Regions from separate parts of the Homo sapiens genome. Here region 2 is linked to region 1. Evidence: read pairs that join two places in POLR2A ChIA-PET (ENCODE). Cell type or tissue: HepG2. All regions are shown on one strand.

Region 1 (4,000 bases):
TGCCTATAGTTCCAGCTACTCGGGAGGCAGAGGTGGGAGGATCTGTAGAGCCTAGGAGGCAGAGGCTGCAGTGAGCTGTGATCACACCACTGCACTCCAGCCTGGGCGACAGAGTGAGACCTGTCTCAGACCAGAAAAAAAAAAAAAAAAAAGACGCTATGAATATATATGCCTTGTATCCTTGATAGAGGCAAACACCTCACATTATTTATAAAATCAAAATTTCAGGTTAATGATTTCCCAGAGACCTAATTTCCATGGCACTGATATAGTTGATGCGTCTCTGAGCCTGTTTTATACATGTCATATACAGACACCACCAGGAGCACCCAGGAATTAAGACCATTCCACAGCCTACAACATCGCTTCCCAGATCTCTGTCATGACCTCATCAATCTCAAGTCTCTCTCCTTGGTAGTAGATGAAGTAGATGAAGTGGGAGCTAATGAAAAAGCTAAGGAAATCAGCACCACTAAGAAAATGCCAATACTCATTCCCGATCAACATACACAGTTGACTGTTTTCATCCTACTTTGAATTGCCTCGTCCTACCACGTTCAAGACGCGGCTACTGGGCAGGTCCACGTCTTTAAGTTGTGTACAATGCCTGGTTCACAACACGATTACTCATTACATGTCAAAATAATAATTATCACAGATGGCGAATTCACAAGTGGGTTAGCCGTCGGCTGTAACGGGCTAGCTAGCACTTGCCCCAGGCACTCAAGTTCAGCAGTCAAAATGCTATAAAACACACTGTTCTTTCTTCTTGTTATTTATTTATTAACATCAAGGAGAGGCTCACATTTTGTCTTTCAGAGTTGGTTGCAATAGGTTAGACCTCTTTGAAGCCACATAAAACAATTCACTTTGTATTATGTAACTAAAACTTAAACGACTTTAGATTTGATGACGCTATACTGCTATCCCTCCTTGTTCCCTGCAACCCAGCTCCCTCTGTTAAACAGGGCAGCTCTGGGGCAACACCGCAGGCCCTTCCTAGGAATAGTTCAAGAAAACAGCCTCTGATTTCCTACAAGGACGGTCACTGACTGTAAAACTACAAGAGGAGGTAAGAAAGTACTACAGCCCAAGGGTTCCTCAACCCAGGCTCCTGTTATACACCTGCCTTTGTGTCCACAGTGAAAACAACATGGAAGGAACTGGTTATGGGTTTTGACATAAGTTGTTTCAAGCCAGCAGATGGGATGAGATGCTGCTTCCATGACAAAGTCACCCTGGATATTCTCAGGCCGAATGAGGGTGAGATGGTACCAGGCCCACAGAGAGGCCGCGGCTGGGTGCGCAGAACTACGACACCAGCCCTAAGAAGCCAACAGGCTGTTGAATGCCAAGCCTGAACTATTAATTTGCATATGACATCAATTCTGCTGTCAGTGTGTTAATGTGTGATTAATTCTGTCATGGGTTAGAGCAAGGAGAATTAGTTAATTGTCAGAAACCCTTCTCGTTCACTCTCGTTTAGCCCCCGCCTCCCTTTAACTTCCTTTTTTCTCTTCTTATTAAACTAACCTCCTGGGTTTTCTTCCTCTGGGCACTTCTGTCCTATGGGACTTCAGTCCCATTTCCTCCTACCCTTTACAGAAACGCACCTATAGACCCAAAAACGGAGAAGGCAGATGGGTCTTACTCCGGCGCCCCAGCTGGCAAGTCTGAACTCTGTCCAGGCAGTCACGGGGGTGGTTTGGGAAGGCCTTACAACGGGGACACACAGGTCCCATTCATATTTGCGGTCAACTGCCAATGCCAGTGATACCTGGATACATTGTACAATCTGTGCTTTGTGTGCTGTGCAAATAACCTGTGGGGCTGGAGCAAGCTGGAATGTGGAGTTAACACAAAGCCATTGCTGTGCTATCGAAATCGGTCGTGAGGCTGCCCACTCTTCCCCCACTTCCCAGAAGCTGGCCCACTTCTTCCTTCCTACCAATCCTTGCCCACCGTCAATGCAGCTGTAGAGTGAGTCAACTGCGCTTTTACCCTGTCAACGGTTCCATCACTGAGCTAGCTTATACTTTTTAAACACAAAGTTCAACACAAAGAACCTTGAGGTCCCTAACTCTGGAAAGGGCAAGAGAATTCTAGAGGCCCCTGAATGCCAGGAAATTTCAGGAGGTACAGGCATGTCACAGGTCAGGCTAAATGGTCCCCAACCACCGCAGCAATGCTGCATACGCACGCTGTGGGGTCAAGGACAGGTGATCCTGATGGTCACATTTCCCAGGTTTGCTAACAGGCAGCCCATACCTGTGTCCACTTAACCCCGTCCCGTGTCTTTCCCTTATCTTGAGTTGCCTTTCACTTTGAAGCAATGAGGAAAAAGGAATGAATGAAAGCAAATGGACCCGCACAATCATCTACAATAGTCCAGAATTTGTCTAATTTATAGGGCTGGGAAACCAAGTGTCACCTTCGGGCCTACTCCTTCCCTGACCAAACTGCCCAGAGGGGCTGGAACGGGCACCAGCCAAGGGTGGGCAGTGACCATAGCTTTTACGTCCTCTTGAAGACAGGAGGAAAATGCAAAGAGGCACAGACTGCTACTCCCCTGTCCCCCACTACTCATTATATAACACATGTCAGTTTCTTGAAAGGGCCCTATATTTGTGCACGAAAGCATGTTCCCAAGAGTTAACTTATAATTATTACAATAGAGAGGAAGCAGGTAACTGAGACCTATTTTCACGTTACAAACAAAATTCTGTGATCTATTTAAAAAGCACAGGCCTCCCTTTTTATCTTGGAAGTCACTGTTTCTTTTAATTTGGAAACACATCTATCAACTGAAACCTTTAAAAACTTAACAAGGAATAATGTTGTTATGGGTCATGATTATTCTAATGTCTTATCATTTTATTTTGCATATGCCCTTATAGCTAAACTCAAACTAGATGCTAGAATATAATTGCCCATAGTAACCAACTAAACAGTTCCCCTAAGCAATGTGTATTTTTGCGTCTCTGTCTCTCTCACACTCTCACTCTATCCTGCCCGCCCACTCGCTCCCCTTCCCAAGTAACAAAAGCCAGATAAATCCATGGAAGAGGTGAAAGAGCTACAGCGACTCCACTTTCCAAACACTTGTGTGTATTACAACTCTTTAAAAATGAATTACAGAATCCACTTTGAAAAACATATTCGGGCCCTTGTGGAAGTTACCAGTCCTTTCTCAAATGAGCTGGAAGTGTCTCTGATCAACATGAATTGGGGTTCCTTCTTCCTTTTCGGAGTATGGATACTAATTGTTTTAATATGGGCATTATTCGCACATGAAACTAGAATTGCTCAGCACGTGGGAGATAGGTCCCGACCACCCATGGGCATCAAAGATCCCATGACATTTCTGTAAATCAGCCAAATTCCAACACAGACAGCAGGCCCAGCAGTTGCTGTATTCAGATGAGGGGCGATTACATGCTCCTGCCTCTCCTACACAAAGCAGAGACCAATGTTTCTACTCCTGGCCCGTTCTCTGGGTCTATCCTGGCCAACCTCCTCTGGGCACAGCCCATCAGACCTCCAGATGGCTAGTTCTCTCTAGACCACTGACATCCTACACACAAAGGATTACCAAGAAGCCAGCTCCCCCAGGTTTACGAAATTTATAGGAAAGTCTCCAATCAAGAGGTCAGGAGACAGAGAACAGGGTGTTAGGAACCATGAGCTGGAGGAGAGTCCCAGCATAGGGGCTTCTCAGCTGTTCTCACTTGAAATTACCTCTAAAAATCTATTTCCATATTTCTTCCCTGGAATTTCACTTTTAGAATTTGAACATTCAGAACCTTCAGGTCTCCACTCCTTCTTCACTTGGTCAGAGAATTTCACTTGGTCAGTTTCACTTGGTCAGACATTGGTTAAAATAAAATAATTTCCATTTTTAAACAGTAGTAAAAAATTTTTATTTAAATTTGTTTAGACCCACACCAATGAGTCTTCTCCCTGTGTCACAGTAATCCTTCCTCCTTGTCTTCCTTCTCTC
Region 2 (4,000 bases), 310 kb after region 1:
CCTCCCTAGTGCCCCATTCTGGCCCATTTGGCCTCTTTAGAACACCATGCAAATGGAGGAGAAAAGTGACTTCACTGGGCAGCCTTTATGCATCCTTGGTGATACACAAAAGTCATCCCTTTTTGCCTCTTCTTAACTCTGATATTCACATGTACCTTCATCAGTAGACCTACTCGGGAAGGCCTGGTGCTATAATTAATCCATGTCACAGGCAGATGTAAGATTGGCAGAATTTATGAGTGGGTTTGAGCTACTGTGATGAGTAGGGGCACCTCAGCCCGTGTGATATAAATTCCTCTGCTAATTGGATTGCTAGAGCTAATCAGAAGCCAGAAAAGGAATAAAAAAATCAGTGTTCCTGCTGCCGCTGCTGCTGCTGGCTGATAAAGCAGACAGCTCTTTTCAGGACAGGAGGGCGGGGGGAGCTGGAATTGAATCCTCATGCGGAGGTCTCACTCTAGATAGCTATCTCAAAGGCGACACAGCCCTTCTGTCGCCAGGCCAGGAGGAGACAGATAGGGCAATGGGAGAAAGGGTGATGTGAGCCCAGAGAGATTGTATTACCAAATTGCAAAAACGGAGTGAATGGGGAGAGATGAAAGGAGCCGAGACCAAGACTGGGAGCGGGGACCACCATCCAATGGCCTGAGAGAGCTGGAAGGCTTTTCTGAAATGAGGTACCACTCCCCGGGACACAGGTGCATGCCCAGCATCACTGTGGGATATGACTTCAGGAATCTGAGGCCTCATCCCCAAAGCCAAGAGGCGCTTGCAGGAGAAAGCCATCTATATCTTGTCGTTTAGCTTCACACACTCTTGCGTTCACTTTCCTGAAGACGAGAGAACCGAGGGGACAATGCAAATCCCATTCAATACTAGGGCAAGTGCAATTCAGGGAGCTTAGCTGAACTGCTCAAGATGTAGGGCAAGTGAGGGAAAAAGACCACGTTTAAAACCTCTCACCTGCTGGAAAACCATCAGCGCATAGCAGCTGAGAGGGAACGCTCTATCTGTGCTCACTCTTTCTACATTTTGGAAGCAGCGAGGGGGTGATAAGGCAAGTTCGTGTTCATTGTCCTGCATACCTTTTCCTCCAGGGATCAATAGTTCGTTCCAGCTGAGAGCGTGAAATGTGTCTAACAGGGACACAGGTTAGATCCTGGTGGTCCTTATCTCTACTTTGCTTGTCTAAGTCTACGCCACTTCTCCAAGAAGCAAATGTATCCCTAATATTGGGTTTCACCACGCCGAGTGCCCTTCAGTTCTCGTTAAATTCCATTCTTTGTCTCCTGTATTCTTTTCTCTCTGTGATTACCACTTCTTTGCATATTTCTTCTGGAGCTCTCTACATAGGCTCCAAAGCCCTGCCTTGGAGGTAAATCCTTAGCCTCGATGAGTAGGCAGCAAGCCCCTCTTGCACACAACAAAGACTTCTATTTTTTTTTCTATCTTTTGGGCGACACGATAAAAAATAACCCTGTATTTATGCAAATTGCAAAGTAGCGTGTGATAATGAAAACAAAACAGTGCTGGCCCGCAGCCAAGACATGGCGCTGACGGGAGCTCCCCGACCATTTGGCTCTTGATTCTTCGGGGAAAGCAGCTGTAGAGAAATGAGAATACAGGACCCCCTCCTCACACTCGCACACCCTGGTTCGCACGCATTCCGGTACCCGTCACCTCGGAGCCAGCGAGACCTGGGATCCAAATGCGGTTCTGCCTCCTCCGGCCGTGGAGCACTGCAGTGTCGTCCTCCACGAGCCTCCCTGCCCCTGCTCCTGATTCCCTTTCAGGAATTTACAAACATTTTCCCCAGATCAATATCCGTATTGATTATTCATTGTGAGTGAGTCGTGTGTCTTTGGTGATCCAGCTTGCAGAGGTAGCAGGCAAAGGCTGCTGCGGGGGAAAAAAATAACAGAAGGCGAGAGGGACCCAGCTCTTGCTGGGTCTGCGGCTGTCGGCAACACAGAAGGGAAGAGAAAAAGAGAAAAGCACCTCAAAACCAAGGAATGGACACGGGTGGAAGAGAAAGAGGGAGCAATAGCAAGAAAAAAGGAATCGATGACTGGACATCTGGTCCCAGGGAATCTCGATGGCTTGGAGGAAACCCCCATCTTGGGTCTGCTGTTACGTGCAGGACGCAATGGACTTTGCTCTGGGAGTGCAAAGTGACTCACAGTTTTGGTATCTCCTACGTAAGAGCTTTGGGGGGATTCCTTGGCTTGCTGACAGGCAAGGAAGACAGCGGCAGCAGTGAGGTAAAACACGATTACTTCCAACTGCCTTGCGGAGGAGGCGCAGTCGTGCGGTGTGACTTGGACAGCTTGCTGCTCTCTGATGGCACGCGGAGGGAGAATAATTAAAAAGGCCAGCATCACTTACTAAGTGAGTAAACACAGAGCCGTTCCAATCGTGCTCTCCAGCTAATGAGAAGCTGTAATTTCTTATACTTCAAGGCAAGATGAGACAGTGATGGGTTCAGTGGAGGGTGTGTTTGCGTGGATATGGGGGTGGGGGGTAGTGGTGGTGGTAGAGTTAGATCGACTAATTGTTGGCAATGTTTAAGAAAGGGATTACTGGAAAAGACAGTGAAATGATGACAGGAAAACATCTTGGACCAGAGCCAAAAAAAAAAAAAAAAAAAATCGAGGCAAATCAAGTCTGCAGCTCGGAGAAAACACCCGTCGCTCCGGTGGGAAGCTCCGACGGGAATTGCTCGATGTTCCTTAGCCAAGGACGGAATATCGTGTGAGCACAAGGGGACAGAATTAGGGACCACCAGAGTCCAGAGGAAAGAGCTACGGTATGCCAGGGTATACAGTGATGTCATACATTGAGAAAAAAAATGAAAACCCCAAAACCAGAACAGATCAAACCAAAACAATAAAAACCAACCTGTGTCCTTTCCTTTTTATGGGAGGCTTCTGCTTCAGTTTATTAAAAGCAACCCTCAAATGTACCTTCTGATAGCAGGAGCTGCTGATTCTCTGTTTGTCTGCAGAAGCTGCTGCAGGGTTACTGAAAGACGCTGGAAAAAGGAGGTTGAGGAAATTAAGTTTTCCATTGGTTGGGTTTCTGGCAAACGTGCCAGGCGATCGTCTGCCATTTGGACAGCCATGGGGGTGCCAGTTTGGGATTCCTCTTCTGTTGTCACCCAGCTTTGGCTTGGTGATTTTAATACAGTGTTCCAAACACACATGACAAAGTGGGGACCTCAAGTAATAAAACGAGCTGGATTTTCTTTCTTTCTGGGTGTTCAGTTAACTGAGCTAAATGGTTCTCTTTCACATGAGTGGAATTGGGGCTCTTTAAGGATTTCTGGGACTGGAAGGTCACCCTTTTAAGATATCCTCCTTCTTTTCTGATTGAGGTTTTAATTTCACATTGCTTCCTTATTTAGGACTCCCCAGTACATTCCAAGTTTCCTGAGCAGGAGAAATAGATTTTGCAGAAGTGAGCCACGGAGACCCAAATGAGGAGGAAATAAACCAGCTGTGGATGACTTGGGCACCCTCCATCGCATGTGTTTGGCATTCATAGAGACCTGTGTCTGCAGTGTGTGTGTGTGCGTGTGTGAAGGTATCGTGGCAAATGTGTGCTTGTATGAGTGTGGCTCCGTGTCTATGTGTCTCTCCGAGAGGGAGGGAAAGGGAGCGAAGTCAGAACAGGCGGAATGTTTGGGTATTTATGTAATTCATGCAGAGAATGTTCAATGCTGCAAGGCAGACAGTCACCCATCCCTGGACTCTGTGGCTGTGGAGGGCCTATACAGACCTGATCTGAATGTTAAATGCAGGAGATGAAATTAGCATACTAACCAAGGATGTCAACCCCTCCTCACAATCAGTAAATGGCTGTCTCCTCTCTCTAAAGCCGGCACAGCCATGCGCGCCAGCCACTTAACTATGTCCCCTGTCAGATCCTTTTTTGTGTTTGTTTTTTTGTTTTTATTTTTTGATGAAAGACTGGAAATTCATTAATGAGGAGGGAAGGAAGA

Evidence for each region. ChIA-PET counts read pairs that join two places held together with the same protein. Peaks named below come from ENCODE experiments on the same cell type or tissue, not always from the same donor. Only the 100,000 strongest peaks of a DNase experiment are listed, where the experiment ranks them.
Region 2: POLR2A ChIA-PET joins it to region 1 with 6 read pairs; 2 of 35 experiments call an interaction of 5 or more read pairs at or near these places.

Annotation. Positions count from the first base shown.
Region 1 is chr16:72,923,317-72,927,316 of GRCh38, forward strand. The region is part of intron 3 of ZFHX3 (zinc finger homeobox 3); the gene reads right to left. Among named protein-coding and RNA genes, the nearest start is that of ZFHX3, 120 kb to the right of the region's middle. In HepG2, no CTCF peak of the experiment used is centred here; a DNase peak (open chromatin) is centred at 1,835; H3K4me3 peaks cover 696 bases.
Region 2 is chr16:73,230,481-73,234,480 of GRCh38, forward strand. ZFHX3-AS3 (ZFHX3 antisense RNA 3) reads left to right here and starts at 2,301. Exons shown (of 2, transcript XR_007065112.1): 1 at 2,301-2,388. It also overlaps a transcript of ZFHX3 not described here. RefSeq lists an enhancer at 1,703-2,902. In HepG2, no CTCF peak of the experiment used is centred here; a DNase peak (open chromatin) is centred at 2,191; H3K4me3 peaks cover 712 bases; H3K27me3 peaks cover 2,897 bases.